Regions from separate parts of the Homo sapiens genome. Here regions 1, 3 and 4 are each linked to region 2. A link is a loop called in an ENCODE intact Hi-C map of the cell type or tissue named here. Cell type or tissue: heart left ventricle. All regions are shown on one strand.

Region 1 (2,500 bases), 63 kb after region 2:
ACCAGTCACTCTGTCCCCATCACTCAGGGCACTTCTCTGGTCCTTATCACTGTCCACTCCGTCCCCATCACTCGGGGGATCCCTCTCCAGTCCTTGTTACCATCCACTCTGTCCTCATCACTGTCTACTCAGTCCCCATCACTTGGGGACTGTCTCTGGTCCTTGTCACCATCCACTCTGTCGCCATTGCTGTCCACCTCTGTCCCCATCACTCGGGAGGCCTTCCCTACTCCTTGTTACCATCCATTCTGTCCTCATCACTTGGGAATTGTCTCTGGTCCTTGTCACCATCCTCTCTGTTCCCATCACTTGGGACCCTCTCTGGTCCTTGTCACCATCCACTCTGTTTCCATCACTGTCTACCCCGCCTCCATCACTTGGGGCCCCTCCCTGGTCTCCCAGGGGCCTCCTGACCCCTCATTCTCAGCACAGCAGCAGAACCGCCTCCCAGAACCATCCAGTGGTTCTCACGCTCCTGGCTCCCTCTCCCCCTTCTCTCCTTCAGCTCCTGACCCTGCCGTTCTCCTTGGCTGTTCCTCAAGCACACCCACTCACTCTCACCTCAGGCCATCACTCCCCACCAGGAACAGTCCCTCATGAAACAGGTCCTGCCCACAGCAACCTCCTCCCACCCTTCCCTGGCCTGCTCCATCCTCTCTCTGCCCTCTCCCATGCGCCACCCGCATCTGCCCATCTGTTTCTCATCGGACCCCCCACCTTGACTGTGCAGGAACCCTGAAAGCAGGGCCTCTGAATAAACCCCAGGGCCTGGCTCGGAGAAGGGGTCACCGCCTGCTCCATGAGCCAAGAAGATACAAACACAAGAATCGACTTGTTGACAACTAGCGGGACTTCCCCCAGAGAACAGCCAGGGGGCTCCCTTTGAATGTCGAGGGGCTGCTTAAGTTAGGAGCTGCACGTTAAGGGGTTATCTCTGTCTCTGTCCAAGCCAGCTGTCATCTTCCACGAGGCAGGGTCTGCCCTGAAGAGGACCCGCTAGCTGAGAGCGGCCATGTTCCCACCAGCATCCAGTTTCTCATTCCTGCACCATGCACTGCTCCCTGGCGACGTTCCAGAAGGTGGATACAGTCATGAACAAGACAGTGCAGGGCCCACCTCATCTTAAGGACTCACCGTCAACCAAGGAAGGAAAACCAATAAGAAACAATGCATTCTGAACTTCTTTTCCTAGCCGTTTTGAAATACATAACCCAGGGTGGTGTAAGAATGACACAGGGTAGGGACTAGGGGGCTCTCTGTGGAGCTGACATTACAACCAAGGCCTGAATTACCAGACAGTAAATGATGCTGACTCAGGAGGCCAAGGCAAGGCTCCAGTAAGAAGCTGTTCCTTCCTCCAAATTCCCCAGGTCGTCACTGGCCACACACCACGGCCTGTGTCTGTCTTCCCCTTTAGACTCGTGTTCTCAACCTGAGCAACTCTGCCACCCAGGGGACACTCGGCAACACGGGAGACACTTTAGGTTATCACATCTAGAAGCATCTGGTGGGTGGAGGCCAGGGAGGCTGCTCAAATACCCTTCAGTGTGCAGGACGGCACCTCGCCATAAAGAACAGTCTGGCCCCCAAAGCTGAAGACACCCTGCGCCAAAGGCTGCCCGAGGCTGGGACTCTCTTATTCACCTTCCTTACCACCTATGGGCCACTCCCTACTTGTCAGTAGCTGGCAGGCTTTGTGATAAAATTGGGGGGGGAAAAAGATACTTCAAAACAGTCAAACTAGAAAAACTAAGCAACAGAGAATACTGGCCAGGCGTGGTGGGTCACACCTGTAATCCCAAAACTTTGGGAGGCCAAGGCAGGAGGATCACTTGAGTCCAGCCTGGACAACATGGTGAAACCCTGTCTCTGTTTTAAAAATGTAAAAAAGGCCAGGCACAGTGGCTAACGCCTGTAATCTCAACACTTTGGGAGGCTGAGGTGGGGGATCACTTGAGGTCAGGGGTTCGAGACCAGCCTGGCCAACATGGTGAAAACCTGTCTCTACTAAAAATACAAAAATTAGCTGGGTGTGGTGGCACATGCCTGTAATAGCAGCTACTTGGGAGGCTGAGGCAGGAGAATGACTTGAACCTCAGAGGCGGAGGCTGCAGTGAGCTGAGATCACGCCATTGTACTCTAGCCTGGGTGACAGTGAAATGGTGTCTCAAAATTAAAAAATAATTCAATTAAAGTAAAAAAAAAAAAAAAAAGAACTTTGGGAGGCCGAGGTGGGCAGATCATGAGGTCAGGGGATTTCGAAACCAGCCTGACCAACATGGTGAAATCCCATCTCTACTAAAAATACAAAAATTAGCTGATAGTGGTGGCAGGCACCTGTAATCCCAGCTACTCAGGAGGCTGAGGCAGGAGAATCACTTGAACCCGGGAGGCAGAGGATGCAGCGAGCCAAGATCGTGCCATTGCACTCCAGCCTGGGCAACACAGCGAGACTCTGTCTCAAAAAAAAAAAAAAAAAAGATGGCCAGGTGCAGTGGCT
Region 2 (2,500 bases):
AAAATGCTATGGGTATTCTTTTCTTCCCTCTCCCTCTCCCCCTCCCCCTTCCCCTCCCCCTCCCCTTTTACCCTGTTTCTCTTTCTTTTTTTTGACATAGTCTTGCTCTGTTGCCCAGGCTACAGTGTAATGATCTGATCTTGGCTCAAATTCCCAGTGGAGCCTTGAACTTCCAGGCTCAAGTAATCCTCCCACCTCAGCCTCCCGAGTAGCTGGGACTACAAGCATGCACTACCATGCCCTGCTAATTTTTGTATTTGTGGCAGAGACAGGGTTTCGCCATGTTGCCCAGGCTGGTCTCAAACTCCTGGGCTCAAGCAATCCTCCCGCCTCAGCCTCACAAAGTGCTGGGGTTACAGACATGAGCCACTATGCCCAGCCCCTTTTTTCCTCCCCTTTCTGGGCAAAAATGGCCCATCTGTCTACTGAGGAGTAGATGGGGTGAGGTGGGGGCTGCTCCAACAGGTGGATCTCCCATGCGGCCACTGTCACTATTATTATTATTATTATTATTTGAGATGGAGTTTTGCTCTTGTTGCCCAGGCTGTGCAATGGCACAATCTCAGCTCACTGCAACCTCCACCTCCCCGGTTCAAGCAATTCTCCTGCCTCAGTCTCCTAAGTAGCTGGGATTACAGGCATGCACCACCACGCCCAGCTAATTTTTTTGTATTGAGTAGAGATGGAGTTTCTCCATGTTGGTCAGGCTGGTCTCAAACTCCTGACCTCGGGTGATCAGCCCACCTCAGCCTTCCAAAGTGCTGGGATTACAGATGTGAGCCACAGCACCGGGCCCACTGTCACACTATTATAAATGCCACCTAGAACTTCAGCAAAGTTCCATGTGCTTTGGCCCTGGGTGGGGAGCCATGGGGTATTCTCAATCCACATTCTGCCGAGACCAGCTGTCACCCTCACAACCCTAAGACAGACCAGTGCCATGTCCCCATTTTGTACAGGAAGGAAGAGGGACATGGGGGTGGGGATTGCTGCCCGGCTCTGGCTGGGGGAGAAAGAGGACCAAGAAGCGAGGGTTTCAGGGACCAAAGGAGGTCTGCAGTGTGGGGAGGGTGGAACAGGAAAGCTGGGCCTATTGTCACCTCCCCTCCAAGGAGGCTGCACGGAGCACCAGGGGATGAGGATGTGGTCAATTCAGAGGCCTTGGAGTGGGTGTGGATTTTTTTAAATCAAAAACTGAAAAAAAAAAAAAAATCCCAGGCTGGGAGGGGAACTTGAACAGTGCAGCTGAGACACCAGCAGGCGGCAGGGCTCAGCCGGGCACCTCTTTGGCCACGGAGAAGCCTGACCTGGGCTTGGGGCTGGGTTGAGGGAGTGTATAGGGAGGCGAGGCAGGTGCTCCCAGCGGGGATAGCCATCCTTGAGCGTCCTCTCCTGGGTGCTGAGAGGCTGGCAGGGCCTGGGGAGCACTGACCAGCACCCAGACCCCAGCCCATGGTAACTTGTGGGCAAGTCCAAGCATCCCACTGACCACTGCCCCCAGGGGATGGGAGAGGAAGCAAGTAGAGAGTCTGAGGACCCTGACTTCTGGCTTCCTCTGCAGCTGCTCCTTGACAAGCACATGGGGATGAAGAGGTATGAAGTGGCTGGACGCCGAGTGCTCTTCTACTTTGATGAGGTACCACCAGCCGGGGTTGGTGGAGGAGGCTTCCCTGGTGTGCATGTTGGTGAGGGTGCACCGGTCACTGCCTGGTGTGGCTCCCTGCAAGTATCTTGTACCATAAAAAAGACACTGGGGCCGGGCATGGTGGCTCATGCCTGTAATCCCAGCACTTTGGGAAGCCGAGGTGGGAGGATCACTTGAGCTCAGGGGTTCGAGACCAGCCTGGGCAACATGGCGAGACCCCATCTTTACAAAAAATATAAAAAAGTGCCCAGGCCCTTTGGCTTACGCCTGCAATCCCATCACTTTGGGAGACTGAGGCAGGTGGATCACCTGAGATCAGGAGTTCAAGACCAGCCTGGCCAACATGACAGAACCCTGTCTCTACAAAAAACACAAAAATTAGCCAGGTGTGATGGCACGCTACTGTAATCCCAGCTATTTGGGAGGCTGAGGCAGGAGAGTCGTTTGAACCTGGGAGGCGGAGGTTGTGGTGACCTGAGATTGTGCCACTGCACTCCAGCTTGGGTGACAGAGCAAGACCTGCAAGACCTTGTCTAAAAAAAAACAAAAAAAAATAAGACACTGGGAGAATAAATTCCAGGCAGAGTTGGCCATGCTGACAGCTCTGTGCCCTCGGCTGATGGCAGTTGGTAGAAAAAGCAGGGAGGGGCCGCAGTGGATATTATCCATCTGTAGGAAGGAGCGAAGCATTGATCCATGCTACAGCATGGATGAACCTCAGAAACATGATGCTGAGTGAAAGAAGCCAGACACAAAAGGCCACAGAGTACATGATTCCATTGACATGAAATGCCCAGAACAGGCAAATCCGTAGAGTTGGAAAGATTTGTGGTTGCCAGGGGCTGGGGGAGTGGG
Region 3 (2,500 bases), 140 kb before region 2:
CTCTCCTCATCCTCTGTGGTTCTTTTTCCTCCTCTCTGTGCTGATGTGGAAGGTTCTGGTTCACATTTGTGTGAAAGACCCATTTGGTTTTCCTTTGGCTTTTATTTTTCCATTTTTGATTAATTTTGAGACAGGGTCTCACTCTGTTGCTCAGGCCAGAGTGCAATGGTGCAATCCTAGCTTACTTCAGCCTTGAACTCCTGGGCTGAAGCGATCCTCCTGTTTCAGCTTCCTGAGTAGCGGGGACTACAGGTGTGCACCACCACACTCAGCTAATTTTAAAAATATTTTTTAGTGATTGGGTCTCCCTCTATTGTTCACAGTGGTCTCAAACTCTTGGCCTCAAGTGATCCTCCTGACTCAGCTTCCCAAAGCATTGGGATTACAGGTGTGAGCCACTGCCTGGCCTTCTTGCTTTTTTACCTGTGAGCAAAAGATTCCTCAAGCAGGCTGCTTTCTTCCCCCCAGGAATCTCCCTATAACCTTTGCAGATGCCTTTTTTTTTTTTTTCGAGACAGAGTTTTTGCTCTTGTTGCCCAGGCTGGAGTGCAATGGTGTAACCTTGGCTCACTGCAACTTCTGCCTCCCAGGTTCAAGCGATTCTCCTGCCTCAGCCTCCTGAGTAGCTAGGATTACAGGCGCCCACTACCATGCCTGGCTAATTTTTTGTATTTTTAGTAGAGACAAGGTTTTGCCATGTTGGCCAGGCTGGTCTAGAACTCCTGAATTCAGGTGATTCTCCCGCCTCAGCCTCCCAAAGTGTTGGATTACAGGCGTGAGCCACCATGCCTGGCCTGCAGATGCTTTCTGATAAATCTGCGTGAGGCGTGGCGGTCTGAGTTGCAGTGAGTGAGAAATAGAAACATTTAATTCACAACAGAAGCCTGGTGCCTAGCTTTCTTTTTTCCTTTCCTTCCGTCCCTCCCTTTGTCTCTCTCTCTCTCTTTCTTGTTCGACAGGGTCTCACTCTGTCACCCAGGCTAGAGTGCAGTGGTACGATCATAGCTTGGTGCAGCCTCAAACTCCTAGGCTCAAGCTATCCTCCCACCTTAGCCTCCCAAGTAGCTGGGACTACAGGTGCAAACCACCATGGCCAGCTAATTTTTTAATTTTTATTTTTCATAGAGATGAGGTCTCACTATGTTGCCCAGGCTGGTCTCGAACTCCTGTCCTCAAAGTGATCCTCCCACCTCAGCCTCCCACAGTGCTGGGGTTCCAGGCGTGAGCCACCGCACCCGGCCTCTTGTGACTTTTAAAAGCATTTCATCACAGCATGGTATGGGAGTGTTCATTAAATGCATTTTGTCTCTTTTCCTCTTTTTGATTGATTAAAAATGACTCGTGTGTTCCTGCTGAAAAGGACCCCTGGAGGTGATCCAAACACCCCCCACACCCCGCTCCACGCACACAGGCGGCTCTGGCCAAGTCGCAGCCTCCAGAACCCACTCCACCCCTGCACTGTGTTTCCTCAACAACCAAGCCTGGGAACATTCCCAAAAGGGTCCAGGAAGCAGCTCACTCAGCAGATGTTTGGTGATTTCAGAAAACAAAAGGGTCGGCAGGTCACGTCCATCAGCTCCCTGAAGAGTCCTCCAGGATCACGCCTGCTGCGTGGCTTGGCACAGCCTGCATCACGACAACACGGACTTTCCATCTTTACTGTCCTTTTGATCACTTCTGCAGGGGGATAGCTCAACTTACAAACCACGTAAATATTTTCCTTTCGGCACCAAACTTTCCCCTGGGGAGCTGGAAGCCCAGCTGGGGTCTTTTTGTCTCTGGCCTCCGGGTCCAGGGCTGACCTGGGATAGGAGCATTTGTACCAGCCTCCCGGAGTTGCAGTGAGAGGTACCGGCAGGTTTCAGGGACAGGAGGCTGTTAGGACTGCCACCCACCACATCTGGTGTGAGGGACCACAGGATGGAAGAAGGCAGATATGCGGAGTTCTGAGGCAGGTTATGTGGGCCCTTGGAGTTGCTGAACCAAAGTACACCTGCAATCATAAAGCCAATTAAGATGTTTGTTAAAGAGGCTGGGCATGGGGCCGGGCACGGTGGTTCACGCCTATAATCCCAGCACTTTAGGAGGCCGAGGTGGGTGGATCACGAGGTCAGGAGATGGAGACCATCCTGGCTAACACGGTGAAACCCCATCTCTACTTAAAAAATACAACAAAAATTAGCCGGGTGTGGTGGCGGGCGGCTGTAGTCCCAGCTACTCAGGAGGGTGAGGCAGGAGAATGGCGTGAACCCGGGAGGCGGAGCTTGCAGTGAGCCGAGATTGCGCCACTGACTCTGCCTCAAAAAAAAAAAAAAAAAAGAGGCTGGGCATGGTGGCTCACACCTGTAATCCCAGCACTTTGGGAGGCCGAGGCAGGTGGATCACTTGAGGCCAGGAGTTCAAGACCAGCCTGGCCAACATGGTGAAACTCTGTCTCCAGTAAAATACAAAAATTAACCGGTGTGGTGGTGCATGCCTGTGATCCCATCTACTCAGGAGG
Region 4 (2,500 bases), 75 kb after region 2:
AAAAAAAGAAAGAAAAGAGACATTCATTTTACTCTTCAATCTGCAATTTGGGCAGGCTTGGGAGGAATAACTCAACCTTGGCATCAGCTGGGTGGCTCAAAGTCTGGGGGCTGGAATCACCTGAATGTTTGCTCACACATATGTATGTCAGTTGCTACAGGCTACAGGCCGAGACCCTCGCTGGGGCCGTTGCTTGGAATACCTACATGTGGTCTCCTTGCAGCCTGAGCTTCTTCACAACTACCGTTCTAAGAACAAGTGAGCGTGTGAGCCAGGTGGGAATCATATCATCTTTTCTTTTTCTTCTTCCTCTTCCTCTTCTTCTTCCTCTTCTCCTTCTCCTTCTTCTTCTTCCGGAGATGGCAGGGGTTGGGGTGGGACTCAGGGTCTCAGGCTGGCCCAGGCTGGCCTCAAACTCCTGGACTCAAAGGATCCTCCCACGTCAATCTGTTGAGTAGCTGGGACTACAGGCATGCATCACTGCACCCAGCTCCCATATTACCTTTTCTCACCCAGACTCGGAAGTCACGCAGAATCATTTCCATTGCATTCTTTCCATACAGGCTGTTACAAAGTTTTTCCTAAATTCAAGAGGAGGGCAAATGGCCAAGAGTATCATGTGGGACAGGAAATATGTTGTGGCTATTTTTGGAAAATACCACCTGTTACCTAGGGAAACCTAACCCAGTCTTGCAGGAGATGAGGGAGGCTTCCCAGAGGAGGTGGCATTCTAGCTGAGATCTGAAGAATGCGTAGGCATTCATCATGAGAAAAATCACGAACAGCTGTGATTTTTGAGGTGGGAGACAGCATGGTACATTTCAAGAGTTTTTTTTTTTTTAAGACGAGTTTCCCAGGCTGCAGAGAGGGAGGGGAAGAAAGAGAGTACAAGATAATCCCGGAGCAGCCAGAGGAGCGGAACACACAGCACCTTATGCACTGAGTTCAGGCTTTAGCATTCACGCTGGTGGAAACCATCCAAGGGCTTTGAGCGGAGGAGCTGCAAGTTCAGGTTTGCATTTGAAAGTGATCACTCTGGCTGCTCTGCAGGAAAGTGATTGGAGCGGAGCCAGGGAGGGTGGAGGGAGGCTGTTTCATCATTTAGGCAAAGGACGATGGTGGCTTAGACCAGGATGGGAGCAGTGGAAGTAGAGAGCGGTGGGTGGAAGGGAGTGGTATTTAGAAAGTAAAGCATGGAAGATTTGTGGCTCCCAGCCAGGAAGAGCAGCGAAGGCAGACTGAACACTCTGTGGCCACCAGATGTCTGGACAGTCCGTTTCTTACCAAAGCCTCCCAGTGTTACAGGAAATGGGTCCCGATCCAGACCCCCCAGAGAGGGTTTTTGGATTTCACGCAAGAAAGAATTCAGGGAGAGTCTGTAAAGTGAAAGCAAGTTTATAAGGAAAATAAAGGAACAAAGAATGGCTACTCCACAGACAGAGCAGCCCCGAGGGCCGCTTATTCCCCATTTTTATGATTTATTTCTTGATGATATGCTAAACAAGGGGTGGATTATTCATGCCTCCTCTTTTTAGACCATAGAGGGTAACTTCCTGACGTTGCCATGGCATTTCTAAACTGTCTTGGCGCTGGTGGGAGTGTAGCAGTGAGGACCACCAGAGGTCATTTTGATTTGGGTAGATTTTGGCCGGCTTCTTTACTGCAACCTGTTTTATCAGCAAGGTCTTTATGACCCGTATGTTGTGCTGACCTCCTATCTCATCCTGTGACTAAGAATGCTTTAACCATCTGGGAATGCAGTGCAGTAGGTCTTAGTCTTATTTTACCCAGCCCCTATTCAAGTCGGGGTTCCTCTGGTTCAAACACCTCTGACACTGTTACGGGAAAGGGGTCCCAATCCAGACCCCAAGAGAGGGTTCTTGGATCTCACGCAAGAAAGAATTCAGGGCCAGTCCATACAGTAAACTGAAAGTAAGTTTATTAGGAAAGTAAAGGACTAAAGAATGGCTACTCCATAGACAGAGCAGCCCCCAGGGCTGCTGGTTGCCCTTTTTCTTAGACAGAGTCTCGTTCTGTCGCCCAGGCTGGAGTGCAGTGGCGCCATCGTGGCTCACTGCAAGCTCCGCCTCCCAGGTTCATGCCATTCTCCTGCCTCAGCCTCCCGAGTAGCTGGGACTACAGGCGCCTGCCACCACACCTGGCTAATTTTTTTTGTATTTTTAGTAGAGATGGGGTTTCACCATGTTAGCCAGGATGGTCTTGATCTCCTGACCTCGTGATCCGCCCACCTTGGCCTCCCAAAATGCTGGGATTACAGGTGTGAGCCACAGCGCCTGGCCGCCCATTTTAATGGTTATTTCCTTTTGAGACGAAGTCTTACTCTGTCGCCCAGGCTAGAGTGCAGTGGCGCGATTGCAGCTCACTGCAACCTCTGCCTTCCAGGTTCAAGCGATTCTCCTACCTCAGCCTCCCAAGTAGCTGGGATTACAGGTGCGTGCCACCACGCCTGGCTAATTTTTGTATTTTTAGTATTAGAGAC

What was found. A loop is a pair of places that touch in the nucleus more often than their neighbours do. Peaks named below come from ENCODE experiments on the same cell type or tissue, not always from the same donor. Only the 100,000 strongest peaks of a DNase experiment are listed, where the experiment ranks them.
Region 1: it touches region 2 in a loop (2.3-fold over the local background); 25 of 110 quality-filtered maps call a loop at or near these places.
Region 3: it touches region 2 in a loop (2.9-fold over the local background); 7 of 110 quality-filtered maps call a loop at or near these places.
Region 4: it touches region 2 in a loop (3-fold over the local background); 25 of 110 quality-filtered maps call a loop at or near these places.

Annotation. Positions count from the first base shown.
Region 1 is chr19:16,835,209-16,837,708 of GRCh38, reverse strand. The region is part of intron 3 of SIN3B (SIN3 transcription regulator family member B); the gene reads right to left. Among named protein-coding and RNA genes, the nearest start is that of SIN3B, 7.1 kb to the right of the region's middle. RefSeq lists an enhancer at 558-1,059. In heart left ventricle, no CTCF peak of the experiment used is centred here; a DNase peak (open chromatin) is centred at 1,430.
Region 2 is chr19:16,898,611-16,901,110 of GRCh38, reverse strand. CPAMD8 (C3 and PZP like alpha-2-macroglobulin domain containing 8) reads left to right here. Exons shown (of 42, transcript NM_015692.5): 37 at 1,562-1,636. Among named protein-coding and RNA genes, the nearest start is that of F2RL3, 11 kb to the right of the region's middle. In heart left ventricle, a CTCF peak has its summit at 1,256 (motif pointing right); a DNase peak (open chromatin) is centred at 1,250.
Region 3 is chr19:17,041,180-17,043,679 of GRCh38, reverse strand. No RefSeq gene overlaps it. Among named protein-coding and RNA genes, the nearest start is that of CPAMD8, 16 kb to the right of the region's middle. In heart left ventricle, no CTCF peak of the experiment used is centred here; a DNase peak (open chromatin) is centred at 1,420; H3K27ac peaks cover 770 bases.
Region 4 is chr19:16,824,044-16,826,543 of GRCh38, reverse strand. No RefSeq gene overlaps it. Among named protein-coding and RNA genes, the nearest start is that of SIN3B, 4.1 kb to the left of the region's middle. RefSeq lists an enhancer at 537-1,214. In heart left ventricle, a CTCF peak has its summit at 1,268 (motif pointing right); a DNase peak (open chromatin) is centred at 1,116; H3K4me3 peaks cover 1,392 bases; H3K27ac peaks cover 1,463 bases.